7 separate regions of the Mus musculus genome follow, and all the other regions are linked to region 6. A link is a loop called in an ENCODE intact Hi-C map of the cell type or tissue named here. Cell type or tissue: left cerebral cortex. All regions are shown on one strand.

The links. Hi-C counts contacts between places; a loop is a spot of excess contacts. Peaks named below come from ENCODE experiments on the same cell type or tissue, not always from the same donor. Only the 100,000 strongest peaks of a DNase experiment are listed, where the experiment ranks them.
Region 1: a loop joins it to region 6, with 5 times the contacts of the local background. A loop is called at or near these places in 19 of 42 quality-filtered maps.
Region 2: it touches region 6 in a loop (4-fold over the local background); 2 of 42 quality-filtered maps call a loop at or near these places.
Region 3: a loop joins it to region 6, with 4 times the contacts of the local background. A loop is called at or near these places in 2 of 42 quality-filtered maps.
Region 4: a loop joins it to region 6, with 9 times the contacts of the local background. A loop is called at or near these places in 14 of 42 quality-filtered maps.
Region 5: it touches region 6 in a loop (4-fold over the local background); 11 of 42 quality-filtered maps call a loop at or near these places.
Region 7: a loop joins it to region 6, with 5 times the contacts of the local background. A loop is called at or near these places in 9 of 42 quality-filtered maps.

What each region holds. Positions count from the first base shown.
Region 1 is chr2:180,994,630-180,998,629 of GRCm38, forward strand. It overlaps Col20a1 (collagen, type XX, alpha 1), which reads left to right. Exons shown (of 36, transcript NM_028518.1): 6 at 248-367; 7 at 831-995; 8 at 1,726-1,878; 9 at 2,053-2,222; 10 at 2,637-2,766; 11 at 3,725-3,870; 12 at 3,956-4,000. Among named protein-coding and RNA genes, the nearest start is that of Col20a1, 10 kb to the left of the region's middle. In left cerebral cortex, a CTCF peak has its summit at 2,002 (motif pointing right); DNase peaks (open chromatin) are centred at 1,993 and 2,392.
Region 2 is chr2:180,900,618-180,904,617 of GRCm38, forward strand. Ythdf1 (YTH N6-methyladenosine RNA binding protein 1) reads right to left here. Exons shown (of 5, transcript NM_173761.3): 5 at 3,760-4,000. Among named protein-coding and RNA genes, the nearest start is that of Mir124a-3, 8.6 kb to the left of the region's middle. In left cerebral cortex, a CTCF peak has its summit at 1,678 (motif pointing left); a DNase peak (open chromatin) is centred at 1,651.
Region 3 is chr2:180,892,546-180,896,545 of GRCm38, forward strand. It overlaps Mir124a-3 (microRNA 124a-3), which reads left to right and starts at 1,495; the gene lies at 1,495-1,562. In left cerebral cortex, a CTCF peak has its summit at 2,493 (motif pointing left); DNase peaks (open chromatin) are centred at 479, 1,317, 1,844, 2,401 and 3 more places; H3K4me3 peaks cover 3,449 bases; H3K27ac peaks cover 4,000 bases.
Region 4 is chr2:180,923,151-180,927,150 of GRCm38, forward strand. No RefSeq gene overlaps it. Among named protein-coding and RNA genes, the nearest start is that of Birc7, 3.9 kb to the right of the region's middle. In left cerebral cortex, a CTCF peak has its summit at 2,210; a DNase peak (open chromatin) is centred at 2,224.
Region 5 is chr2:180,785,202-180,789,201 of GRCm38, forward strand. No RefSeq gene overlaps it. Among named protein-coding and RNA genes, the nearest start is that of Bhlhe23, 10 kb to the left of the region's middle. In left cerebral cortex, a CTCF peak has its summit at 1,726 (motif pointing right); DNase peaks (open chromatin) are centred at 1,731, 2,679, 3,430 and 3,826; H3K27ac peaks cover 246 bases.
Region 6 is chr2:181,070,060-181,074,059 of GRCm38, forward strand. No RefSeq gene overlaps it. Among named protein-coding and RNA genes, the nearest start is that of Chrna4, 33 kb to the left of the region's middle. In left cerebral cortex, a CTCF peak has its summit at 2,268 (motif pointing left); DNase peaks (open chromatin) are centred at 305, 800, 1,135, 2,269 and 2 more places; H3K27ac peaks cover 3,323 bases.
Region 7 is chr2:180,804,278-180,808,277 of GRCm38, forward strand. No RefSeq gene overlaps it. Among named protein-coding and RNA genes, the nearest start is that of Gm14340, 19 kb to the right of the region's middle. In left cerebral cortex, a CTCF peak has its summit at 1,932 (motif pointing right); a DNase peak (open chromatin) is centred at 1,906.

The DNA of each region.
Region 1 (4,000 bases), 75 kb before region 6:
TCCCTCTGATGATATCTCTATGTGAGCCTTGGGCCCTGAAAATGTGTCATCTCCTGGGAGTGGGACTCCCAGAGGCTTTACCCAGAGCAGGTGATTCTGTGGATCAGGTTTTCAAAACTGAGCCTTGACACTGAGGATGTAGTAGCATACAACATGTGGCTAGCGTGCTTGCCTACCCCCCAGTGATGCAAAAAAGAAAGACCCCCTCCCCCAAAACCTCAATCCAGCAACCAAAGCCCACCCCTAGGTCTGACACAGTACAGTGGAGACCCCCAGACCGAGTGGGACCTGAACTCCTTCCAAACCAAGGAGCAAGTGCTAGCAGCTGTACACCACCTCCGCTACAAGGGAGGAAACACATTCACAGGTATGTCCTGGGTCTTGAGGTTTAGCTGTTCTGAAGCCTCTTGCCAAACTTTTCCTGACCCCTCTGCCCCTGAACATTTATGTGATGAGTGGGTGCTGAGCCCACTTCACACTTTACAGGGCAAAATCGACCACCCCTCCACACCCCAACCTTGGTAAAAGTGTGGAACTTTGGGCACCTTGTTGAGCAAGAGTCTGCACTGATCATGGGTAGCTTCTTTCTTGGTCCTACTCAGCTGGACGGTCAGCCTTGCAGGCAGCTTCTTAGGCATGGTCTTGCTGGGCTATGGGTATTCTTCACAGGAGGAGCTGTCCCTGATCCCAAGTGCCTTTAGCCTGGCAAGGCAGGACCGATGAAACATGAACAGAGAGCCTTGGGATCGAGTGTGTCAGCTGTGGTTGAGAGGGCACCTGAGGAGGAGGTCCTAGTGGCTGCCCATCACTTTGTCCCTTATATTCCCAAGGCCTTGCTCTAACCCATGTGCTGGAGCAGAACCTGAAGCCAGCAGCCGGTGTCCGTCCAGAGGCAGCCAAAGTGTTGATTCTGGTGACAGATGGCAAGTCCCAGGATGATGTGCGCACAGCTGCCAGGATCCTTAAGGATCAGGACATTGATGTCTTTGTTGTGGGTGAGCTGGCACAGTGCCTGGGCCCTGGGTTCGAATGCACATGGCTAGGGTGGACTCTAGATCACAGACACATCTGCACTCTGGCTTTACCATCTCTGGCTAGAAACTTGGGTACATGATAACTGCTGGCCTGCAGCATCCACACCCATAGGGGCCAGAGGGTGAGCCCTGCTCCATAGAGGTGCATGGCTACACCTTCCAGCAACATCTGCAAAATTTGTCCCTGTCTCCCTTGCCGTGACACTCCCCAACTCCCTGCCACCCTCCAACTCATACTGCAAGTAACCTTCAAACTGGTCCCCTGCCTGGCAGCTGCCATTGTGTCTGACAGCTCTTCCCCCTTCCCCGTTTGCTCCTCAAGTAAGGAGTGTCCCTGGTGCTCTCTGGGACGTCAACCACATTTACTGCACTGTTTGATGGGAAGGAAACTCCAAGTGTAGGGGGTTGTTCCAGGAGCCCCTCTCTTCCAGGAACCCCCTCTCTTATGGGTGGGTACCTGACACCAGCATCCACATAGTCTGGCCTGCTTCCCAGTTCCCAGAGCTAAGCACACTGGCCTCCCCTGGCCCATTCCTGTGTTCCACTGAGACCCCGTGAAATCTAGGACATACAGCTTCAGTTTTGCCCTCCCCCATGATGGGAACTCTGGTAGGTCCCTCCCCTGTGGTCTTGTCTGTAAATAGAATGAGAGTCTCGGAGTGGCATGTTGACACACACTTCCCTAAAGCAGGTGTGAAGAATGTCGATGAGGCTGAGCTGAAGCTCCTGGCGTCCCAGCCACTGGACATCACTGTCCACAACGTGCTGGACTTCCCTCAGCTGGACACCCTAGCTCCTCTGCTCAGCCGACTCATTTGCCAAAAAATTCAGGGCAGAGGCCCAGGTAAGAACACAGCACCACGGTGGCAGAGGAACAGGGAGATTGAAGCTATACTGGGCCAATTCCTTGGATATGTTGTGGGCTGGGGTAGGAGGATTTTCCTGTCCTTCCTGTACATGGCCACCAGAGGGAGTATGTGGATGTGCTTGCTTGGTCCCTGATTGCCTTTCCTCACAGTCAAACCAGCAGCAGGTACTCGGGTCCTGGACCCCCTCCCCACGCCCACCAGACTGATCCTGACCCACGCCACCTCATCCAGTATCCACCTGTCTTGGACTCCAGCCTTATACCCACCCCTCAAGTATCTAATTGTATGGCAGCCTTCTAGGGGTGGTGCCCCCAAGGAGGTAAGAGGGGGTCCCCTGGTTCAGCCTCTGCTGAGACCATCCTTGGGAGTTGGGGCAGCTGGCAGGATTCATCCGGCATGGTTCAGGTGGGTTCTGCTGAGCTGTGGCTGAACATCGGAATGAGGGCCTAGAGATGAGTAAGACTGCATGAGAGGAGATCCAGGGTAGCACAGGGAGTGGGTAGCTACACACAGATACAGCCCATTGGACAGAGTCAGAATGTGGAGTGCTGGGCTGTGACTGCAGACAACAGATTGGTTTTGATGACACTGATAGATGAGTGGATGGTTTTACAGTCTCGCCTGTCTCCATGGTGCCTGGTGCTGCTCTGCTCCATATGGGGATCCAATCTCCCAGGGTGGCAGTGTCATGTCTCCCAAGTCTACACCCTGTTGATGAAGTTTTCCTGCTCAGGTGGTGGTGGAGGGGCCTGTCTCATCCATGGAGCTTGGAAACCTGACCTCCAGCACAGAATACTTGGTCTCTGTGCTTCCTGTCTATGAGAGTGGGGTTGGCAAGAGCCTGCAAGGCCGGGCAACCACAGGTAAAAGGGTGGCCTTTGTGTAGTCCTGCCCTTTGGGGATAGTACCAGCAGGGCATGACTACAGGCAGCTCTGGGTCAGAAGTGTTCCCACAAGCCACAAGAGGCTTGGGATCTAGACTCTGATCCTGTATCACACCATGGCTCAATACTGCTGCTGCCATGATGTCCTAAGGCTCCCATCCTGTCTGGTGACAACACATGGTCAAGACCACTGTCTCTCAGCCTGCTGCTGGACCTATAATGATTTCTGGTTAACAACTCCATTGAGATAGGGCTCATGCGCCCACACTTACCCACTTACAGGGGACAATAGATAGCTGTTAGTGTATCCAGGGCTTTGCCAGTTGTGGTAGCACACACCTTTAATCCCAGCATTGGAGGGGCAGGTGAATCTCTGTGAGTTCCAAGACAACTAGAGATAGATAGAGAAACCATGTCTCAAAAGACAGAAACCTAAACAAACAAACAAACAAACAAACAAACAAGGACAGTATATTAAGGGCTATTTGCACTAAGACTATCATAGATCATACTCATTTCCCAACAAAAACTGCACATTTCATTAACACCTTCACCCAGCCCTTGCAACCTCTGCTCTGCTCTATGCCTCTGGATCTGCCTCTTCCAGTTATTCACAGAGACACCTTGGTGAAGTATGTGAGGTTTTGTGTGTGTGATCCTGGATACAACATCCCTTATCACCTTTGTAGCAAATTGCCTTAGGCTAGCAGGGTGATCTGGCTCCCCCAGGACTGTGAGCCGAAAACACAGCCCACTGACATTTGAGACACGTGACTTAGAGTCCTGTACTCTGGATGGTGGTTGCCTACCCGGCCATCTGTACAACCCTACCTACTCAAAGTCTTGTCACTGGAAAAAGGGCTTTGTTGTCCATGTATATGAGTTCTGCATGTGCCACAATTCCCCTGAGATTCTCCTGATGATCATCCCTTCCTAGCACCCCTGCCTCCACCTGGGCCACTGACCCTAGCTGCAGTGACACCCAGAACTCTCCACGTCACCTGGCCGCCCTCTGCTGGGGTCACTCAGTACTTGGTGCAGTACTTGCTGGCTACCTCCACTGGGGAGGAGCAAAAGAGAGAGGTGAGAGGCAGGGAGAGAGAGATGGGGTGGGGCAGATGGTGAGGCTCAGTATAGAGAGAGTACTGTGTCACCATGTCCCTGCCAGGTACATGTGGGACAGCCTGAGGTACTGCTGGATGGTCTGGAGCCT
Region 2 (4,000 bases), 170 kb before region 6:
GCCATCACTACCTAGGGCTGGCTCCAACAAGTCATCTAGTGCTCCCACCCATCTGATGAGCAAGCTGCTGCTCCAATAACCTGCTATAGATAACAGAGAAGCTCAGAGCAGCCAACAGCTGCTAAAGCTGCTACCCCGGAGCAAGGTAACTCCAACAATCCAGGAAGGCTGGTGGGACAGTTTGTCTTGTGGGCAACATTCACACTCACTCTTTTGGGCCTGTACAGCATCAGGAACCGCCCTAAAAGGCTGGGCTGCCCACCTCTGGCTCTCAGAGAGATGGGGAAGAGACCGTTTGGGACAGAGGTAAGATTAGCAGAGGGACTGGCTCAATGATGCCCCACTGAATAGAGATGGGAGCTTCACTCATCTTAAGACCTGTGCTGTGGCCTCCTTACAAACTGTAGAGTCCCACCCATACCCCATGTCCTTACTCTTTCCTAAGTCCAGGCACAGATGGCCAGCCTTGCACTATGTCCCCAGCCCTTTGCACTACATAGCCTTCCACATACCCTGCCACACAGCAGAGCTCACATGGATCAACCTTCTCTAGGCCTTGGAGCTGTAGAGGATCGAGTTTGCCTGAGACATATCTCACAGCACACCTGGCATCAGAGCCCCACTCCAGTACTGACAGCTGTCCGTCATTCTTTGATTCAGAGTGTCTTGACACTCGGGAAAGGAAAGGGCTAACCACACTGAGATCACACTATAGGAAGCAAGCAGGTCCAGTGGGCACCTGTTCACCTCAAGCTGCTCTTTAGAATGGTCACTGGAAGTATGGACTCAATACTCCTTCCATAGAGATGGGCAGCCTGGTGATTTGGCAAGACTGGCTCCTTCCAGTTCTAGATATGACATGGTAAACCAATCAGTGCTTCCAATTTAGGCTCCTATCCCCTCAGCCCACAGCTTGGGAAGAGATTAAGACTGCTACACTTCATGGGAGGGAAAAGTTGGAGGCTAGTGTGACCCCTCTTCCATGCCCCTGCCCTGGTTCTTCTTGTTAACAGTCTTCAGAAGATAGTTATGAGCTAAAGGAAGACTTACTGGGAAAGGAAGAAACCTGATGGCTTTGAAAAAACTCTGAAATTCATTGAGCTCAAATAAATGTATCCTGTCTGACTGCCACTCACAGGACAATGGTTAAAATGTCATGAAGGGGGCTGGTGAAATGGCTCAGTGGGTAAGAGCACCTGACTGCTCTTCCAAAGGTCCAGAGTTCAAATCCCAGCAACCACATGGTGGCTCACAACCATCCGTAACGAGATCTGGTGCCCTCGTCTGGAGTGACTGAAGACAGCTACAGTGTACTTACATATAATAAATAAATAAATCTTTTTTTAAAAAAAAGAGTGTTTTAATGTTTAAAAAAATGTCATGAAGGGTAACTCTTCAAATGACTTTTCTAAAAGTTTACATACATATATACTTTAGCTATAAAAAATTGTCAGTCCTGGGGCCACACGGTGAAGGAAGAAATTACATTATTTATTTGAATACATTGCTGCAGAATCTAGGGGTGTTCTTCCACATCCATATCATTACTGCAGGTAAAACAGAGATGGCTCAGTGGTTAAGAGCACTGGCTTCTCTTCCAGAGTTCAATTCCCAGCAACCACATGGTGGCCTATAACCATCTGTCTGTAAGGTGATTTGATGCCCTCTTCTGGCCTGTGGATGTATATGCAGCAGAGCACATTAAATAAAAATTTTCTTAAAAGCCTGTGAAGTCACGGCAGTGTGACAACTAATTCCTTTCTTTCCCATCTAAGTGAAGGAAAAGCTCACCAATTCTGGATCTCAAGGATAAGAGATGGCCAACAAAGGGTCCTAAGTCCAGAAATGCACGCAAGTCAAGTATGTCCATCATATGTCCTTCAAATACAGGGCAGCAGGTGTGATAGGCAACACCACAGGCTGAGATGCTTTGGGGACATTCAAAGCTTACGTCTGGCTTCTGGAAGGCAAGTTGGGAATGTAATAGTAAGGACATTAGTACACAGCCTTTCACAAAGTGCCAGAATTAATTACTGAAGCTTACAGCACAAGCCTGGGCCTTCAGGTTCCCTTTGCCAGTGGCCTAACACATCTCCTGACTCTACACAAGACAAGGGAGCAAGGAGTCTAGGAGGCAAGGGCACTGTCCACTCATGACACAAAACCAGTCAGCAACTCTTAGCTGGTCTGTCACCACCTCCAGCTCTGTAGTGTTCATTGATCCTGCTCATCTTACCCATGGGATTGAGTCCTCCAGTCATCCCAGATACTGATCCCACGTCCTGTTTGGTCCTGTTAGTGCTTCTCAGCTAATTGCTATCAAAGCCAGAAATTTTGGAGCTCAAGGACTACATATGTGCAAGACACACAGGTGAGAATATAAACCACACATGCTTTCAAAGCTACTTCCTAAAACACAGGAGGTGTTTTGGAGGTGCAATAGAGTAAGTTAAGGCTGGCAGGAGACAAATTTTCCTGTGCTTGTTTTGTATCCGTATCAACCATTATCTTCCAAGCAGAGACAGGCAGTTTGGGGAAAGCATGAGATCACTTCTTATCTGAATAGCACATGTCAGGTTGTACAGATGTAGACTGACATGGAAGAAGAGCTTTCAAGCATGCACCTGGGAAGTACAAACAGGAAGACTGGGATTTCAACACCAACCTGGGCTACATGACAGTTTTCAAAATGGAGAGAGGCAGCTAACTGTATTGTACCTTGGATTTGTGCTTTTCTTCCCTGCAAGAAAAAATGCTGGACAAACACTAAAATGAGCCAGCGAGATGGCTGAGTAGGTAAAGGTGATTGCTGCCAAACCTGATGGCCTGAGTTTGATCCCTGGATTCAGCAAGCAACGAATGGGCTTGCCCACAAGTTATCTTCTCATCTCCACACAGATGCTTGGTGTACATCCTTTGTCTTTAAGACATGTTTAACATGGCCAGCAAGATTTCGCCAACAGGACCCTGATACAGCTGTCTCATGTGAGGCTATGCCAGTGCCTGGCAAACACAGAAGTGGATGCTCACAGTCATTTATTGGATGGAACACGGGCCCCCCAATAGAGGAGCTGGAAAAAGTACCCAAGAGCTGAAGGGGTCTGCAACCCTATAGCTATAGGTTTGCAGACCCTATAGGTGGAACAATATGAACTAACCAGTATCCCCAGAGCTCATGTCTCTAGCTGCATATGTAGCAGAAGACGGCCTAGACGGCCATCATTGGGAAGAAAGGCCCCTTGGTCTTGCAAACGTTATATGCCCCAGTACAGGGGAACGCCAGAGCCAAGAAGTGGGAGTGGGTAGGTAGGGGAGCAGGGCAGGGGGAGGATACAGGGAACTTTCGGGATAGCATTTGAAATATAAATAAAATACCTAGTTAAAAGGGGGGGGGGGGGAGAAATGTTTAACATGTGAGATTTAGTTACTAGAGAGAGTACATTGGATGTCTACAACAGTGAATTTTCAGAAGACATAAGGGAGAGATCAAGGAGTACCAGCCTGGAGGCAAGTGTGCAAACGAAGTCATATATGGCTGCTGAACAGCTCGTCCACCTCTGTCAGCTTCACATTCTTACATAGTTGGGGACTGAATTCCAAGTCCTACATGGAGCTATGAAAGTTTCTCTGTCCCTTTAGTACCCAGGAGTAAGCAAAACTGCAGCCCTTGGCTTCCACTGCTTAGAGCAGACCCCATAGATTTTCAGCTATAAGAGAGAGACAAGGCACATATAGCAGGGAAAACAAGAACACACAAGCTTGCTCAACAGGTGTTTATTAAGGCTTGTATTCTCCTAGAGGACAGGTATCCGATGTTGTCCACGACTCCGTACAGGCAGTAACAGCTCGAGGAAGTGACACGTTCTAAATACAAGTCTAAATAATACAGCTTAAATGTTAACTCAGAGGGTCTTTTGGAGTAAATAGTTTCGGAAGGTATCTGCTCTCTAAGACAGTAAAGATCCTCTACAGTGGGCGCGTGCAGATTCAGTATGCGAGG
Region 3 (4,000 bases), 180 kb before region 6:
AAAAGGGTGAAAAAGGGGAGCAGTCTCTGATGGGGGTTGGGGGAGATGTCTAACTCCCTTCTCCACATAGGGCCGCCAGCAGGAGGCTAGGACCCCTTTCTTTCCCCCCCCCAGGAGAGAGAGGCTCAGAAGCCACTGTGTAGAGTGGTTATTCCGGAAGGACCAGCCGCTTGTGTGAGGCAAGCACAGTGTGTTCGCTGCACAGCGGGGTGTGGCTGGTGGTGGGTGTAGAGGAGCTGCGGTCGGTGGGCTGCGGGAGAAGCTTTTGCGTGGGTCGTGCAGTAGGACAGAATGAGCGGTTCGAGAGTGTCCAAGAGGCAGTTTCTCTGCATACGTGTGACCCCGGGGCGCCGGGCACAATCGAAGGCGTTCGAGGGCTGCATCCGTGTGAGTCGAGGAGCGCGCGGAGCGGGACGCCGAGCGTGTGCGCGGGAGGCACGGGTCGCGCGGTGCGTGAGTGCGCGTGTACGCGGTGCGCGTGCCCCTCAGTTCTCAAGGACACCTCCGAGAGGAGGCGGCAGAGCCGGTGTCGGGTGACGTCACCGCGCGCCCCAGTGATAATCGCCCGGTGCCGGAGCCGAGCGCGGATACGAGCGGAGGCAGCGGCGGCGGCGGCGAGCGCGGGGACGGTCGCACCCGGTCTAGGCAAGGAGAGTGGGAGTCAGACTCCCGCAGTGCCGACCTCGCGGACGCCGGGCTCCCACCCGGCCCTCAGGAATTTGCCCGGCTTCCTTGGCACTGTCCCTGCGCTCTCCTCCACCCGGGGCCGTAGCGTGCGGGTCCTGCGGGCGCCAAGAAGGAGGCGGAGGCGGGATCGGGCGACAGCGCAGGCTGTGCTGCGGAGCGGAGGCGGCAACCGAGAAGCAGCAGGCGGCGGCGGCTCGCGCCCGGACGGGTAACTGCGCTGGCGGCCCGTGCCGGGGCGAGCCGGTCTCTCAGGTCACCCCGTCTTTCTCTCCTCGAGCAGCTTCTCGCCAGCCAGAGGCGTAAGAGAAGAGAGCTCGGCGGGTTGTAGAAAGAGACTGCTTTTCATCTCCGAACATCGAGGTTCTTTATTTTCACCGCACTCACGCACTCCTGGTGGGGCCGGGAAGAGGAGCCGGGGAAGGGCAGCTGCGGAGAGGCTTGCGCCGCCGGGGTGGAGAGGGCTCTGCACCCGTCAGAAGACTGCAGCAGGCCGGAGCACGCGCGCTCACCCCGGCCGGCTCCTGCATCTCCCTCGCCGCGGCTCCGAGGGGTCCCTACTGCAGGAACGCCCCGAGGGATTTGCCCGGGCCCTTCTCTACCTCGGGGAGGGGAAGGAAAACTGGCTCCTCGGAGTTGGGGGCGGACCAGGGCAGCACTGCCAGCTTAGCGCGGAGCCCCGCCCCGCCCGCCCGCCCCGCGGCGAAGAAGCTGGAGCATTCGCGCCCCTCAGGCTAGGACCCCACGCAAGCCGCAGCCCGGCCCCGACCCGGTCCAGCCGCTCGCCGCCCGCCGCAGCCCTGAGGGCCCCTCTGCGTGTTCACAGCGGACCTTGATTTAATGTCTATACAATTAAGGCACGCGGTGAATGCCAAGAGAGGCGCCTCCGCCGCTCCTTTCTCATGGAAATGGCCCGGGAGCCCGGCCGTCGCGGCGCCCCTCCCGCGGGAAAAAGGCGAGCCCCGGCCCCCGGTGGCCCCTCGCTCCGCGGACAAATCCGGCGAACAATGCGCCCGCCCAGAGGGCGGCCCAGCTGCTGGGCCGGGGATCTGGCCGCGGGACACAAAGGGGCCCGCATGCCTAGGACGTCACGAGAAGGGTGGGGGCGACCGCGGGGGAGAATGTGGCCACCCGGCCCCTGACCACGTGTGTCCGCAGCTCTGAGTGCTCGAGATCCCGAAGAGGGAGACGAGGGCCAGAAGACAAAGGGAGGGGCTGGGGAAGCGGCGGGCTGAGGGGCGCGGGAGGGAAGTGTGCAGCTTCCCGGGTTGTGTTGGCGCGTCCCGCTACCCACGGGCAGTCCTGGGCGCTGTCCTCGGTGCTGGCCGTGGAGTCACCCAGAGAGACGGGGCGCTAATGCGCTTGGGGCGAAGGGATGTCATGAGTATCACTGTTCCCATCTAGGGGGCCCTGGATAGTTGCCGCAGCAACCCCAGAGAAATGGGGTAGGGTCTGGGGTCACTGCAGTCTGTCCCCTGGGCGCTCTAGTTGGGGTCGCAGGGTGAAGGCGGTGATCACTTTGATTCTGAAGAAACCCCTGAACCTTAGGTTGAGGTTCGAGCTGTGGAAGTGGGGGATCTGCATCTGCATCCAAGGTCTAAATCTGGGTGGATACACTGGACCGCATCCCGCCCCCAAACCTCTCTCCAGCTATGCGGGACGCGAGGCACGTGAGGCTCTGCAGCCCAGAGAGAAAATGACAAATCCTCCTCCTCCCTCCCCCACCACCATCTGCAGCCGCAGTGACACCCACTCAGGTCTGCTGCAGGCATTTTTTTTCCTGTCCTCGGCAGCCAGCGCCACCTGCTGGCGTCCTGGTATGAGACTCTGCTCTGGCATGTCTCCTCCCAGCAAGGTTTCCGATCCCCAAGGTTACAGGCCCTATTACCTAGGGCAATGGTTCTCAACCTTCAGAATGCTGCTACCCTTTAATAGAGTTCTTCATGTTGTGGTGACCCCTCCCCCCAACCATAAAATTATTTTCGTTGCTACTTCGTATTTTGTTGCTACTTCATAACTGCAATTTTGTTACTGTTATGAATCCTAATGTAAATATTTTTAGAGATAGAGTTTGGCAAAGGAGTCCTGATACACAGGTTGGAAACTGATGACCTAGGATTGACTGTCAGTGGAGGAGGTCACAACCTCTGCACCCCCACCCCCTCAGACAAGTTGCAGACTTGCTTTTCATCTTCATGGGGTGAGTGTGAGCCCCTTTCCTGGCTCTGACCCAGATCCAGAACTGACCGCCCAAATTCTCCTAGCCTCAAGTCCTGTGCAGTTGCAGAAAAGCAAGACAAAAGGGCCCGCGTGAAGACACAAAGAGATGCTGCAGGGAGACTGCTTCAGTACTCCATGGAGAGATGCACACAGTCACACACTCATAGACCACTAGTGCCTTTGCATCCTGTCCCCAAAGCAGAGCCTCTGCAGAACCTCTGCCTCTTGGAGGGTGGAGAAGGGGCCCAAGCATACCACAGCTCTGACCTTGGGCTTGCTGTCTCTTTTTCCCTTCCTCCCTCAGAAGAGCTGCAAGGTGAACTCAAAGCAATACTGAAGGAATTGGTAGAGGTATCAGTCCTCTAGTGTAAAGGTTCCTAGGGGGCACAGGACTATGCCCCTCGTTGAGCTCTGTTGGGGGTGCTCTACACTGCAGCCTGGCTCTTTTCCCAGAGGGAAGATTCCCCCTGCCTCTCCCCTGGAACTAGAGCTCCATTCTTGTGCCACCGCTGCCCTTGCTGGAGAGTTGGCTCCTGACCACAGTGACCTTCTGGGCTGTGAGCAGAGATCGGGGTGGGGAGGATGGTAAGGGAGGTGGGCTGGAGAGTGGATAGGCGGTAAAGCCCATGGCAAGCTGCCCTGTGCCCCAGCCCAGGTTGAGTAGCAATCACCTTCACTCACCTTCATTGCACCCCCTTCAGTGGAGGCTAGGGGCTTCAGTTCAGGGGCACAGGACCAATCTGGGCATGGCTAGCAGACATGGGGCATTCGGTAGGAAGGCCATTTTTCAATCCTTACTGTGCTCAGGGTGCAGCACTGTCTGCTGGGGTGTGGGCAGGCCTCACGCAGGTGACTTAGAATCTCAGATCTACCCGTAGGGGGCTGAGTGCAAGCATCACTCTCTGACTCTCGGGACCAGCAGCCTTTTCTGCAGCCGCGCTTTGTAGCCTTTGTGGGCTAGCTTGGATGTCCATCCCTGTTTATCCTAAAATACATTCATCCCTACATAGACTGCCTGATCTATTTAGAAGCCAAGGCTCAGCATACGGGCTTGTTGGGTGCCAACCTGGTCAACAGCAAGCTGGGGAAAGAACAT
Region 4 (4,000 bases), 150 kb before region 6:
CAGATCTATCCTGCAGGCACCTCTCAAAAGCCAAGCAGCTCTGTGGTCCAGGATCAGAAAGCAAGCCTCCAAGAAGTTAGAGCAAATGCCAGGCCACAGCCAACCAGTCTGAACTTCAGCCTACTCATGAACCTTGTCTCTTTTCCATCTACACAGCACAACAAAGATCAGCAGTCTAACTTGGATGAGAAACCTGATGCCCATAGAGGGGGCCATGGCCTACTGACTGCCTCTATGTTTCCAGGAAGTGTAGCTAGCTCCTGCTGCCATAGTTGGTGCTTGTCTGTCTGGACAGTACCAGATGGCCCAGGATCCAGACATCTCTAGGTGATCCACTTCAAGGCTGAGAAAGAGCAAGCAGGATTTGTGGTACTCTAGGTTCATGTAAGTCTCAGGCCTTAACCTCCAGTCATGAAACAATACAGGCTGCTTTAAGAGGCATATTCATTCAACCCATGTGGCAACCAAGTTTGGCTCTCAGCCTGGGTCCGCCAGGGCAAAATAAAAACTAGGAACAAGGCAAGAAAGTTTTCCTCTTCCTGTCCTCACCAGCTCCCTCTAGACTTGTCAGGATTGTTTGTTGGTTTGTTTATTTGGTTGGTTGATTGCTTGGTTGGTTAGTTCTCAACTGATTTGAAATTCAATGTCATGCTCCCCCAGGTAGAATAGTGCTGTCAATCATCTACTCCACCCTGCAACATCCATACACGGACCTTGAGTACACTTTGAGTTTGCTGCCTGCAAAGGGGCCATTCATGGCCATCTTTATCAAGAAATGATGTACTTGGGAGGCAGAGGCAGGCGGATTTCTGAGTTCGAGGCCAGCCTGGTCTACAAAGTGAGTTCCAGGACAGCCACACGTAGGCTCTTGCTGGTAAAGGGGGTGGAAGAGATTCCTGCTTTAAGAACTGATCCTGGGGTAGAAGGAGGCTAGGCTAGGCTGAGTGCCCAAGCCCTTCCCAGACCCAATTATCTCAGCAGGTGGCACTTAGAAAACAATTTCAGAGATTGTCCAGAAGGCAGCCACAGCAGCATTCTGACATGAAAGGTGTCTGAGCAGGTCCTGGGAACCCCACAGATTCTGAGGCCCTGTTAGAAATACACAAAGCTGGCATCATAGGAGTCAAATCAGGGATGCCCAGAGCCAGGTGGAGTTTGCAAGAGTCAGCAGGGTAAGGCAGGAAAGAGAGTGAGCAGTGCTAAGCCTGGAGAGGGGCTTGGTGCCTGGTTAGGACAAGGAGTGTATGAAGAGGCTTGTGGTAGCTGGGTGAGCGCCAGGCGCCACTGAAGCTGTTAACCCAGAATGAGGACCTGACCAGACATGCAACCAAAGCCCTCCTCAGGGAATGAGAGTGAACTGTCCAGGGAATGGGAAGGCTGCAGGAGACTCTCCTATTGTGGATTTGGCCCTCCATGATGCACAACAATCTGGAAACTCCAAGCTGATGCAGGCTCTGGAAGTTCTTATCAGTCCTAAGCTCCCGCCTTTGAGGAAACGAGACGCCTTTTCCTGACTTCTCCAAGCTGCCTGCAAAGGGGCCATTCATGGCCATCTTTATCAAGAAATGATGTACTTGGGAGGCAGAGGCAGGCGGATTTCTGAGTTCGAGGCCAGCCTGGTCTACAAAGTGAGTTCCAGGACAGCCAAGGCTACACAGAGAACCCCTGTCTTGAAAAGAAAGAAAGAAAAAGAAAAGAAAGAAAGAAGTGATGCTATCTCAGGGAGGAAAAGGTATGCAAATGATGGCATTATCTAAACACCACTGAGCTAAGCCTGAGACAGTCCGCCAAGGTCTTGGGTCATGTGAGCTAATGCATTTCATTTTTGCTGAAGCCTTGTGTTTATGTCGCCATGATGACAATGTAGGATATTCAGTCCTACCCCAATCAGGGCTCCACAGGGGAAGGTCTGCTCAGATACACATCCCATTCCTCCAGCACCTATTAGCTAGTCTCCTGGTTACTCCCTTGTGTTCTTGTGGTTCCCAGATGCTGGGCAGATATCCCTCCTGCCTTGACAGCCCTGGAAGTCCCTCTGCTTCTTCCTGGCATTTGACCATTTGTTCTTCTCATATTCTCAGAACCAGATGACACTGGCAACTCATCTATCTCACAGCATTTCTGAAGGGTTTGGTCCACGTTTGTGTGGCTAATTCCATAACTCTCCAGGACCTGGTCGCCAACCCTGTGCTGTCATTCCCCTCGTGTCCAGTAGGGTGTGCTGTGAGCCAGTTATTATGACCTTGGGCTCACCTCCTAACTCCTAGAGACTCCCAACTCCATCCCATGGTCAGTGAGACTGTTCTGTCCCACAGCTTAACCTTTGACCTTGTGCAGCTACTGAGTATTTCAAATCGAAGGACTGTATTTTTCATTTTATTTCATTTTCTCAAGATTCAAATGGCCACACTTATTCCAGAGTGTGGATCACTCACTCATACAAAGTCCAAGTCCCTGAGAAAAGTTGGGGACCTTCCTGTGTAGTAGGCTCACAGATAGATGATCCTGATAGTTCCATTGAGCCTGCTTATCCACTAATTCCCACCCACTCCAGCAACTCTTGAGTGAATTCAATTGGAGGAGGTAGTGTCAAGCTTGTCCCTTGTAGGCTACAGTTACCACTTCCTTCCCTGCAGCGCCTCCTGAGGCCTGGGAGCTCCCTGATCCATCCCTTTCTGAAGCTGAACTTAACTTTACCCTGGATTCCTCGTTGGCTGGAGTCTGGGCCCAGAGGTACACAGTCTGAAGAGTCAACCTGTGGGACATTTGGGTTCCTCTGGACTTTGGGTGCAGAAGACTGTTGCCATCTCAGCTAGCCCATGATGCCTGGATAGTCTTCCTTGGCTGGACACCTCGCGGTCTCTAGGCTCTGAGAACCACCTTTGAAGTGCCCAGGGGAGTGGCTTTCAGGAGAAAGTTCAATGTCGACACATTTACTCCTTGCCAACATGATACTCAGCACTGACACTCAAGCTTCATCCTGCTTAGGATCTGCTCTATAGAGCCCAGGGTAGGACAGTCAATCTAAAGAACTATATAGAAAAGAGAATTCCATTGGTCTATAGAGGGGGATGGTGGCATTGAACTTTCTCTGTCTTCCTTCCCTCCCTTTTATCCCTTCCTCCAGCACAACCAGGAAGCCTCAGGCCTCCCCCTAGGCTTCAACCACACAGAGGATAGCACAAGCAGTCCCTATACTCCCACACTGGGTCTTGGGTGACCCAAAGTAACATCATGGTTGTGCTATGAGCTACAGGGCCTTGTCAACTACAACTAGTCACCACCACCCAGGTACTGCTTTAGCAAGGGACTCAGCTTGTAGTATGAGCTCATGGTGGGGACACAGGCATCAGGCAAGACGTTGTAGAGATGGGTGCTGTGTCTATGAAGTCCCAGCATGGATGCAGCTGGAACAGCCACTTGGATGCTTTGTTCTCAGCCCCTTAGGCACACACCACGTTGTTGCTCGACAGTCTCATGGGCCTTGTGCACTGCTGAGAGCCCCGAGGTCTCCATTCTGTGCTCACAGGTACAGGATGTTCCTGTCTTCCAGGAGAGCTTTCAAGTCTCCAAACAAGAGAGAAGGGCTGGCTCAGCTGCTTCAGACAAGGACAGCAGGAATGCTTGTGGTCATAGCTGGGAGAGACTGTCCCTTTTCACAGACCCCAAGGCCAAGGCAGCAGGCCCAGAGTCCAGTGCTCAGATCTCCAGGGACCTGGGTCTACACAGAGAAGGAACTTGGTGCAGCTGCCCCTGTCCCCTCTATCAGCCCATCTGGCCTCAATCCAGGGGAACCAAGTCCAGCAAGGGGCCTGGAGAGGCAGGACTCCAGGTTCAAATGCTAAAACTGTGATTCTTTTCTTTTACTTGCAAGCAATGAGAAAGGCAAAGGTTGTGACATCCTGTGGGATACCCTAGAAGGTTCTATTGCCACAGATGGGCATATACTTAGCATGTGGGCCCAGCAGGGAATGAGACAGGGCCCTAAATCCCTGCAGTG
Region 5 (4,000 bases), 280 kb before region 6:
GCCCAGTACAAAGGCAAGTGGGTTCCCATTGCTCCTTCTGTATCCAGTGATGTGTGATGGGAAGTGGTTTCTCACCTTTGACACCAGGTGCCTCTGAGTCTTTTGCTTTGGTTATGATGGGCCCAGGCTGGCTTTTCTCATCCTGACATTTACAGGCCCCAGTTTATGGATCTCAGAAGCATTTGTGTATACCCTTCCACATGTGTCTTTAGCTTGCCAGGCAGACTCATCCTGGACCCCCTGACCCCCCTCCCGAACCCCCGCCATCTCTGCTCACTGGCTTCTGGCACTTTTGAAACCCCAGGACTCTGAACTTTTCTGTCTCACTGTTCAGTCTTTTTTTTTTTTATTATATGTAAGTACACTGTAGCTGTCTTCAGACACTCCAGAAGAGGGAGTCAGATCTTGTTACGGATGGTTGTGAGCCACCATGTGGTTGCTGGGATTTGAACTCCGGACCTTCGGAAGAGCAGTCGGGTGCTCCTACCTGCTGAGCCATCTCACCAGCCCCACTGTTCAGTCTTAATTCCTGCCTTAGCTCCTTAGTTCCTGCTGTACTTGTGAGCTGCCTCTCTGCCTTGTTCCATCCAGCGGTGTCTTCCTGTTCATCTCTGTACCTGAGTTGGCCTGTGATCACCTTGCCCCATACAGCAAACAGACCAGTGTCACTTCTGGGTGAGGTGGGTTGGTCATTTAGTAGGACGTCCCGCATAAGTAGAGGGCATGTGAATACTTGCTCTGCAGTTGATTGTCCTGTTTGGAGAAGCGTAGGAAGTATGGCCTTGCAGCAGGAAGTGTATCACTAGAGTCAGGCTTTGGGGTTTCAAAAGACATGCTCATTGCCAGTACAGCCCCTTTGCTTCCTGGTTGTGATTTGAGATGTGAGCTCTCAGCTTCTGCTCCAGTCACATGACACCTCTATTCCATCACCATGTGATATTATCCCTTTGGAATCATAAGCCAAAAAAAATCCTTTCTTCCAGAAGTTTCCTTGGTTGTGGAGTTTTATCACAGTAATAGAAAAGTCTGCCTCTGCATACACACACCCTCAGAGTCTTCAGTAGAAGCTTGCCTGTTGAAGAAGCTGTGGAGGGTAGGCCTGGCTCACAGTTCCCTCCAGGAGGGAGGATTTCCAGAGCCCTTCCTGGCCTCTGAACCAGTGCAATGCTCATCTGGTTGTGACCAGAGTTGAGCCCAGCCCATACTCTAAGGAGCAGCCAGACTGTCCCTTGAGCCTCTGTTTTACTCCTGTTCCCTAGAGCTGTGAGTGGTGACAACCCTAAGTTCAAGGCAGATTCTACAGGAGGACTGCAGGACTAAGCAGACCAGGCTACACCCTACACAACAGGTCCCTGGTGTGTGTTAGAGAAAAGGCCCTTACCAACTCCCTCTTGTGAGCAGGATGGTAGTTCCTGTATGGTGGTCCCTTTCCCAGCCCTGGCCACCCAACATGGACCTACTTCAAGCAGGCTTCCTTCTCAGAATGTTTCATTCTAGGGTTCTAAGCAAGAATTGAGAACACCCTCAGAAGGTCACCTGGGCCTTAGTCCCCTGTTGAGCATCTTAGAAATTAGAAGTAGTGGCTTTATCTGGGAGGGGCTGTAGATCTCTGGCCAAGTCTCCCTCTGTTGTCTGAGGAAAGTCTGCTGTCCAAGCAAGGGAACAGATTTTGATCCTTCTAGAAGCAGTTAGGGAAGTTGGTGTTGCAGATTTGGGGAGTTCCTATTCTGGCCTCCAGGGGGCAGTATGCCTCTGATCTTGTGTTGTTCTGTCCAATTACAGGTGAGGTTTTATTTTGTTTTGTTACTGTTGTTTTTACTGTCATTCATTTATTTTGCTTTGTCTTTTGTTTTTCTGAGACAGAGTTTCTCTTTGTAGCCTTGACTGTCCTAGAACTCAGTCTGAAGACCAGGCTGGCTTCAAACTCACAGAGATCCTCCTGTCTCTGCTTCCCAAGTGCGACGGGTCACCACACCCACGTACGGGTAAGGTTTTTAGGCAATAGTCCAGTAGTTGGGTGTCTTAGTTGTTTTGTTGTTGGGACCAGATTGTAGACTCTGAGCCTCCAGGAGCAGCAGAGACACGTCTAGCAGGTGGTGAAGGTAGGGCCCTCTCTCCCTGACCTCCTTTGGACATAGCAGCCCTGCCTTAATGAGCTCTCAGGATGCTTTAGAGGGGCCTCTCAAGGTGGATGAGGACAAGGAAAGGCCAGGACATGGCCCTGTGATGGCTGATGTAGTCAGGGCGTCCCTTAGTTCCAAAGCCAGAGGGTCTATGCCAGTAAGGATGCGTCAGGCATAGGAAGACAGACCAGGAAGAGGTCAGACTCTTGTGGGCTGGATCCATAGGTCTCTCTAAATCTGTAAGGCAGGTGACCTCTGTAAGTTCAAAGCCAGTCTGGTTTACACAGCAAGTTCCAGGCTAGTTAGAGCTACATAGTTTGTCTCAAGAACAAAACAAACAGAAGCTCACATGGCAGCCTTATGCATTACTTGATATTCTCTGAATCTGGCTCTCTATTCTCTTGTGTAGACCCATCTGGCATGGCTTTCCTTCATCCGGAATGGTGTCAGTGCTTGCTCAGTACAAGCTGGTGATAGTTTCTCTCAGCCTATAGCTGGTTACTTTGTCTAAAAACATCTTTATTTGTTGCAACTGTTGGGATGTTTTCCTTGGATACAGAACTGTGTTAGTGTGTTAGGCTGGCAGGTTTGCTCCCCCCCACCCCCGTGTGTGTGTGTGTGTGTGTGTGTGTGTGTGTGTGTGTGCGCGCGCGCGCTCGTGCCTGTGGAGGCCAAAGGACAACCCTGAGTGACGCTGAGAGGCTCGCTGGTTGGTCGGAACTCACCAATTTGGCAAGGCTGGCTAGCTAGCAATGCCTGAGATTCTTTCTGCCTCTGCAGCACAGGGATTACAAGGGTAACGCCATGCCTGTGCCTATGATCCTATGGATCTGGAGAATGAACTTGGGTCCTTGTGTTTGCACATCAAGCACTTTACTAAGCATCTCCCCAGCCCCGTTCTCTAATTACTTTCCTTTGCACCTTGGCTGCTTTGGGCTGCGGGCTGACTTTGATCTCATTGTGCTGGAAACAGATTTGTTGAGACCTTTTTGAAGTGCTGGACAAGTCTGCTCTTCACTCCTGACAGGCCATCCCAGAACATCGTGATCCACCACCCTGCAGGGCACATTCCTGTGAGGGCTAAGCTGTTTTCTGGGCTCTGGCCTGTGATGAGGGTGACTCTTGTCAAAACTCCTGGTCAACCTGCTTGGGCTTTGCTCTCTTCTCCCTCCTTTGGTGTGGGACTTGGGAAAAGGGGCCCAGGAAGCCTATCAGCACCTGCTAAACAGGGTGGCAGGGTGACCTCTGGAAGGACAACTCCAAGCCAGGAACTCAGTGACCTAGTTTCCTGGTGTTTCTCAGTGGAGGAAGTCAGCCTGCAGTGCGGCAGCTATCCAGGACCTCATTGGCAGAACTGGATTGTCGCTATCTGGCTGCAGAGGGAGATCAGATGCCTGCCCACTGGGAACATGAAGTGTGGAGTGATGGGCATGGTGTTCTCTTATCTGTGAGCTTGGGGATATCTGATGCCTGTCTGGATCTCCCCTTCTTCCCCCCCCCGCCCCCCCCCCGCCCTCCGCCCTCCGCCAATCTTCCTTTCTGTGACTTCAGAGCCTGAGCAGGAGAAGCGCTGACAAGGAAAGCGTGAGAGAGCACATGGCAGGGACCATAAGCCTGACAGGGGGCAGAGAGCCAGATCCCCTCAAGATCTGTGAAGGAGACAAGCTGGGCTCATTACCTATTCCATTTTGCGGGAAGAGACTGGATAGGAGGCTGCCTGCATGGCCCTGCCCATCAGTGCTATCGTGCTGATCCCTGGCAATCACAGCCTGGCTGCAGCACCCAGAGCCTGAGCCGCCTGCAGCATCTGAGCAGATATGCATGCCTGGAGATGCACTGGGAACGTAAATGTGTCTGTTAATGATTCTCCCTGTGGT
Region 6 (4,000 bases):
AGCTGATGGGGGAGGGAAAATATGTGCGGAAGAGGTGAGCTCAAAGTGTACCAGAAAAAGGGTGACCTTAACAGCATAGCAGGAGCTGTGGGAAGGAAAAGCAGCTATGTCCTCTGGGGGCAAGTTCTCCATGACCACCAGGTTCCTTTGGCGGATAGCAGTGGGCAGGTGTGAGCTGTCCATCCCGCACAGCCACAGATGACTGTGCTATCAGCAGCAGCAGCAGCAGCAAAGAAGTTAGCAGTAATCCATTCCAACGCAAATGTAAGACCCACGTGTGAGAGAAAAATAGCAGCTCTGAATGTCAAGCATAGCCCCAGACGCAGCTGTCTGCCTCTGAGCAGGATTGAGAGCTCGGTCTGCAGCTCCCTGTAAGCGAGAGCTAGGCCTCTGTGGGCTGAGAGAATCCAGGGTGTGGTAAGGGAGATTTGAGGCACCTTATATCTGACAACTCCACCAGGAGAGAGATGTCTACTTGCTCTGAGAGGAGCAGAAGGCCAGGGGCCTTCCATCTAGCAGGGCTGTAGCTGGTACTCAGTACAACAGTCAGCACAAGACTACACCTAAAGTGGAGGACAAGGTTCATCTGATAAAACAAAACAACCTTCTATTTCACCTTGGAATAGCAGATGCAACTGTAACGGAGAAGGGATTATTGAGGACTCAGAGGTGTCCAGAATCTATCTATGGACAAGCCCCCATCCCTGAATGCCAGGACCTGAGCTCACTTAGAGAGACGGGATCACAGGAAGAGGCCATTTGAGAGGAGACCACAAAAGCAAGAGTGCTGTATGAGAGAGGTTACCTGGGGGGCACAGTGCCTGAAGGACAAGCAGTGTAGTGTTTGCAGAAGGAGTATGCTTTGAGGTCAGTGTTTGGAGGAAAGAGGACATTGTGAACGAGGATTGGAAAAAGAGGTTGGGTTTGGACCCCTCCCTAAGGGGAAGATGGGAACCCAGCCAGGTGGAAGGGCAGCCAGATGATACCAGAAGAAAATGACATACGATTTGGTGTAGATGGTCAGCACCAACCTGTACCAACAAATCCAGGTTGGGATGATGGTTGTGTGGAAAGTACACAGGGGTACTGTTGACCTTGGGGTATCCAGGATTTGTTTCTGTGGAAGCCCGTTCAGCATCTGCTCAGGCAGCCTGCTCCTCTCTGAAAGCCTCTACCTCTCTTGCACAAGGTGCAGGGTGCACATACCAAGACAACTACTTAAGGCAAGGCGGGGGTTTCCCTTTGGGGCCCCAGAATTGCAGGAATCCTGATAACTGTTGTCCTGGACATTATTGTCCCAACGCCCTGACTTCAGTTTCCCAGGCCCTGAATGAAGACGCTCGTGCTTTGGGTCCCATTGCTATATGTGCTATATGTCATATGTACTGGAGTTATCGGAGGCCACGGAATCAGGGTGGGTATGGGGCCAGCAGTTCTGGCTGCAGTTCAAGCTGATAGGAGAGATATGAATAGGACTATGTATCTTCAGGCACTTACAGAACACCAAGAGATTATTTTAAAAGCAACAACAAACAAACAAACAAACAAACAAACAAAACCCCTCTTAGGCCCTAGGAGGCAAAACCCCAAACCCCATTCCCTACTTCCAGTATTCAGTGCCCTGACCTGCTAGGATCTGCATACTAGGCCAGGAACAGTTTTCTTTCCAGAGGTTGGACCACAAGGAAGTCAAGCCAGCTGACCCTGTGGAAGTTAGGCTCTTTTAAGGTCAGGTCCCGTGCAGGGGGAATCCATGGAAGACAGGCCCGGTTATGTCTTGTGGAGTTTAGGCTCTGTGGAGAATATCAGTGCTGGTACACACCCCAGGGAGGGACATATCAGGCAGGTAAGGGGTGGAGGCCCTCTGGGATAGGCTAAGAGTGTGAGCACCCAGAGTGTGTATGACTCCGAAAATGAGAGAGAACAGACGGCAGGTCCCGTGTGATTCCCTTAGCTCATCTGAACTCTTACCTCTGGCTTGGATCTACTAAAGAGCCTGGAACCAGATCCTGAGGGTGGCAAGAGAATGTGAGATCCCCATGTGGCAATAGCCCCCTGTGGCAAATTTGCCTCCTCTGAGCTCCTGTGCCTTTACTGATTGGTATGGCTACCCAAGCCTTGTCAGCCTGGCTGAGAAAGGCAATAGTGGGCAGGTGTGCTCTGCCTGACCTCCTAAGAGGCAGGTTCCAGGAGTCTGGATTTGTCTGTTCAGAGAACTGGTTCATGTGACTAATGATAGGACTCTTCTTCTGGTGAGCACTGCCACCTGGTGGCCTTGCTGGGTATTGCCTCAACTCCAGCATTCAAAGTCATCTGGGACATTTATCCCAGAGAGGTACGCGCAACTGGCCTGACCCATAGTAACCCTATTCCTCAGTCCTTTCTAGATAGGCGACTCCCAATGTACCTCAAACCATTCTGGCTGGTGGTTCCTTCCCTGCACATGGGCAGTTATACACATCACATCTCTTCTGGTCTGCAACACATCCTGGGTCCTTCAAACCCCACTCAGCCCCTGTGCATGTGCCCTCTCAGGAGGGACCCTTCTTTCCAAGGTGATGGGCAAGTACCTAGGGGTCTCAGTAAATTTTGGGGTCATAGTGTTTTTGGCATAGATGTTTGCTTTGTGAACAAAGGTTCACAACCACCATGTATGCTACTTCAGACCTATGGGAAGTTGGTGTGACCACTGAAAGAGCATCTGAAGCAATTGCTCACACAACTCTAGATGAGGTCCCTCTGCTAAATCAATAAACTTGACCATGGACAGGAGACAGGATGGAGATGAGGTGTAAGGAGAAAAATCACTGGCAGCAAAATAGACTTGGTGGATATATAGGTGTTGAGGGACAGGAAATACCCTATGCAGGGGCAGTGCAAAGATGCAGTGGTTTCTCCTCCAAAGCCAGATTCTTAGTGTTTTGAATGCCCCTCTGTTCCTACACACTGTTCATGAATGTCCTAGCTCACTGCTTCCCATCTCTTGGTGTCACCTGACCATGGGATTCCTTATATAACACAGTCCCGGGCTCAGACTATGTGATGGCTATTCCTGGCTGTCAACTTGATTACATCTAGAATGAACTACAATCCAGGAATGGAGAGCACACCTGTGATCGAGATCTTGAGGCTGGAGGACAGGTTTCTGACCTGGATCTTGACATAAAGATCTTGAGGCTTAGGCCCAGGCATGGTAGTACACGTCTTTAATTCCAGGAGATAGGATAAGCAGATCTCTGAGTTCAAGGTCAGCCTGGGACAAAGCAAGTTTTAGATTCAGGTTTGGTCATACACACCTTTAATCTGGGCCACACCTTCTGCTGGAGGCCTCACATAAGGACATTGGAAGAAGGAAGGCTCGTTCTTCTTCGACCAATTGTACTTACTTGCCAGCACATCTTTTGGAACCCACTTCTACAGAAGACCAGCTTAAACAACTAGCTTCATATGATTCCCTTGATACACATAGAGGCATTCCATAAGTTCTGACTCTAGAGAACCCTGACTTAGACAGTCTAGGTATCTGCTTTTTATTCCTTACCACTGCCAAGCCACTAAACCCTAAATCATCTTAGCTATCTAACGGACCCTTAAGATACCAGGGTGTGACTGCCTGGTGATGGTAAGGGTAGGGGATACTCCCAGAGTGTCCACAGCATGGCCATCCTAGATGAAATTTGTCAGAATGCACTTTCCTGCTACCTTACAAGGATAGGTGAACTGCAGAAAGCCTGGGCAGGGTGCCATGGCCAGAACAGGCTGCAGAGAGCCTGGGACAGGTATGGCTATAACCTGAGGAAACCACCCTTTATGCTTTGCTCTGTCTGTGGTCACTGGCTGACCGGCCAATGTCTAACCCAACCATGTGGCTCTGATGTATGGGTCAGGTGTACCCAAAGGGGACACATGTTTGGTGTCCCCAATCATCTTTACTCATTCTCTTAATAATGACCACCAGGTACCCAGTACAGTGAAGTGGCCCTTCTTCTAACCAGGTACC
Region 7 (4,000 bases), 270 kb before region 6:
TCAGTGTTCCAGACAGGCCTTTGCAGAGTAAGGAACAAGAGATGAGAGACACAGAGCCCAGAGCATGGAAGGCCCTGAGAGAAGCAGGGATAAGTGGAGTAGAGACCAAAGTGGCCGTGGCTTCATTTCCATCCTCCTACAGTATGGTTGCTTCTCTTCATGGAGCTAGTGTCTGTAGTCCTAAGGTACAAAATGTGTGTGTTCTGGTGGTCCCTCATAAGGCATTGCCTTCTGATGTCTAGAAACATTTGAGGAGGCCCATAGCAGTACCTAGCACCAGGGTCCAGGAGCGGAGCTGGTGTGGGGTCCCCTAAGTGCTAGCTCTGTTCTGCCCTCTGTAAAGGTAGCACTCATCTCATTGATTTTTCTTTGGCTCTTAAAACTCTCAGATGGCTCCATCTCCTGCTGCTCTTTGTAGGGCTGAAACTATGCATCTGATTCCATTTTTGTACCCTGCTGTGGCTGGAGTAGAGGGAAGAGATTGAGTGAGGATAGATATGCAGTCCTGCTGGGACATTCCTTCAGCTAGGATAAATGGCCTAGGGAAACCAGTCCAAGCATCATGGGCCACCTACAGCAACCACACCCCCTCTAAGCACTGTCTCCTCCCCAGCCTGAGTCCCATCAGGCAGGTCCTCCCTAGTGTATGCTTTGTCCAGCATCGTTGAAAGGGTGATCTATTTTGTTTGTGAAAAGCTGATTATCATAGATAAATAAATCTAATTAGTCTCATTTGCTGACACACAAGCCTTTAATTGAGAGCGGAATAATTTGCATATGCAAATGACACAGCTAGGCACCCCCTCCCCACACTCCAGACTTAACCTGATTCCTCCAGAGACAAATAATTCTGTTTCGGGAGAGAATATGATGTATTAATTCACACGCAAACAGCTTCATTTAGAATCAGTGGCTGTGTTTGTTTACATGAAGTGATGGCTGGTGTAAGCTTGTTGAAGAAACAAATGACTCTAAGGGAAATCTCCGTGAGCTTCCCACTGTGGGGTGGTCCCTGAATTAGGGGCTTTTTTAGTCCTCAGGGTGGCAGCTACCAGCACAGAGTCATGGTCATGGTCTCACTTTGCTGGAAGCTCTGGCCCCCTGGTAGACCAGGTGAGTACCAACAGGCCCTGTCTCTCTGGTGTTTGTTCCCTGCCCATATCCTGGTGGCAACTGATGGGGCAGGTACAGCCACTGCCTGGCAAGTTGGTGGTCATTGATGGCTTACAATGAGGCTCCACATGTGGCTAGTGTTTTCCCTAAGGTTGTGAGCAGCAGATCGTGGAGTTTGCCAGCAGTGGCTGGTCCTTGGAAGTTGAATGCTCAGTTCTGGGGAAGGCTGAGCCACTGGGCCCCAACTATTGACTTCATACAGCTTGTGGCCAGGGTCAGCTGCCTCTCCTTCTTTAACGGCCTCCTGCACCAGCAACTCGAGACAAGCCTGAGGTGTTGGGCCCCATGGAGGAGCCCCCTACCCCTGCTCTTGGTTAAACCCACAGATTCCAGGAACACAAGTGACAGAGGTACCCTCCATGTCTTGTTTATAGGGCTATGGCCTGCAAGAGTACTTTGGGGGCCTTGGCTAGTGATGTGAGAATAAAGACCTACATCTCTAGCAGGGCCAGTGTCTAAGTGCTAGGTGCCCGTCGTCCCTGGGCAGTGGGTGGCATAGCCTTTTGTGTGTGTTTTCTCCTTCCCTAGGCCTGGGGGTGGGGGTGGGGGTGTGGTCACATGGGCTGTTCTAAGGAGGCCTAGTGTGAGGAATTTGGCTCCTGTGGAAGAAGGATGATGGCATTCCCTGCCTACTTGAGGGCCCTTCAGGCTGTCTGTCACCCTAGCAACTGACTCATGAAGCAAGGGATCTGATGCTGCCCTAGATGGGTTCTGTGGTCCCCTCCCTTTCCTTTCTGGGCTAGGCTAGTCAGCAGAGGGCAGCAGTGGGCCAGATGCTGGCTTTGAGGAAGGGATTTGTGAGCCTGGAGAGAAGTTATGCCCTAAATTTTGGGGTCTTTGTGTGTTCCCCAAAGCCCTGTAAGGAATGATCACAGGTGGGTGATCGCCATTAACTGTTGTGCTTACATGGATGAGAAAGATCATCACCATAACAGCAGTGGGCCTGGCACATGGGAGGGTCCTACCTTTGGCTGGTAGAGAGCTCATTACTAGCCCCAGTCTCTGAAGACAAGGTCTCTGTCCATCCTTGGCCTCAGATCATGATGAGCCCAAAATGGAATCAGCCGTTAGGATTCCCAGTTCTCACTCTCTCCTTTATCTACTGGCTCAGTGATTCATTCATTCACTAATTTGTTCACATACTCATTTGTACACTGGTTCATCCACACAATCATTCATTCATTCAACACACACCAGCAGGGACGTGTATCTTTCTGACCCCTTGAAGGAAGTATTGGTGGTTTTTAAAACCAGGATTCCAGCTCTGCACCTGCCCAAGCCATCTTGCAAGGCTATAGCTACAATGTTACAAGGCTATAGCTACAATGTTTCCTTTGACTTCAGTCTCTGGCTCATTTATTCTCTGAAGTTTTTTTCCTGTGCCTTGTGTTTGACCTCCATCATTACCGGAAGAGAAAACATCCCATAGCGTTGTCCAGCTCAAGGACGTCATTGGTTACCCACACTAAGCATGTTCTCATGAGGATGCCAATGGCTCTAACATTCTGACTATGCTTGACATCATGATTGGGACAGAGTTCTTGTACAGCTTATCAGGACCTGGAAGCTACCTGAAATATGGGCTTGGACCCAACCCTTGTCTGTGTCCCAGCCCTCATGGACCTTTGGGAGTGAGGACAGAGTGCTGTGTGCACACATATGCATGCATGTCTATGCTGTGTGCACATACTCTGTGCATATCCTTATACACATTGGCAGGGCCTGGTCCTGGGGTCCCTAGTGTGGGAGGCCAGACTGTTAGAATTGAGCCACAGAAACCAGGCTGTGGCCAGCTTAGTGACCTGTCTACATCCTCAGCCTCCCTTGTTTTCCACAAGAAATTCAGTAGACCACACCCCATGTCAGGACCACCACTGGTGGTGGTACCCTCTCCATTGTAACTGAAAATGGAACCGATAGGCTCGTCCACACCTTGGTGTTGAAGCTAGGTATGCATCTACAAGGTTTTAGAGAGCAGGAGGGCATTCATGTGCCTACTGTGCTCAACTCCTTTCCTCTTAGGCAGAAACTGTTTTAGGGAGGGTGTGGAGCCAGACCAAAGTGATTCAGTTGTTCAGACGGAGGTATGCTTCCCTCCTCCAGGACAGACACAGTCTTGAGTACGGATGCAACAAGTGTGTGCACCTGGGGTGTGGTGAGCAAGAAGGACACACTCAGTATAACTAAAGTTATATTTTATGCTGAGGGTCATCACACAATGTTCACACTCTGAATTCCTAACTGTGGTTCTTCCCAAGGCTGCTTTCCTCTTAGCTGAAGGTCAGGTCCAGTCTCTAACAGTAGTTCCTGATTTGAGGGTCAAGATCCTGGGAGAGACTCTTCAGCCACAGGGCAGATCAAGGTGGCATCTCTCCAAATGTGCAGAACAGAGCATTGCTTTTGGTCTCTCTTATATAATGTCCAGTGGGCAACATGGGGTTCTAGGACTGTGTCTGGTTACCTTGAATAATCAACACCACTGGGTTCAGGTTATCAGGTGCAGCCTTGGATATACTGGGGTTCCTGACAAAGCTATTTTTATATGTCTAAAAGGCATTAAAAAAAAACAAGGCAAACTTTTGCAGCTTATGGAAACACTGTCCTGGTCTTTCTTTCTGGGTGGGTTCTGCTCCAATGAGGATATTCTTGATATTAGTGGCCCCTACTTTCATCTGGTTCCCGGAAAAAGACTTTAAGAATGTGTTACTGGAGCCAGGCTGTGATCAAACATGCTTTTAATCCCAGCACTTGGGAAGCAGGGGCAGGTGGATCTCTGAGTTCAAGGGCAGTCTGGTCTACAGCATGAGGTCCAGGACATCCAGGGCTA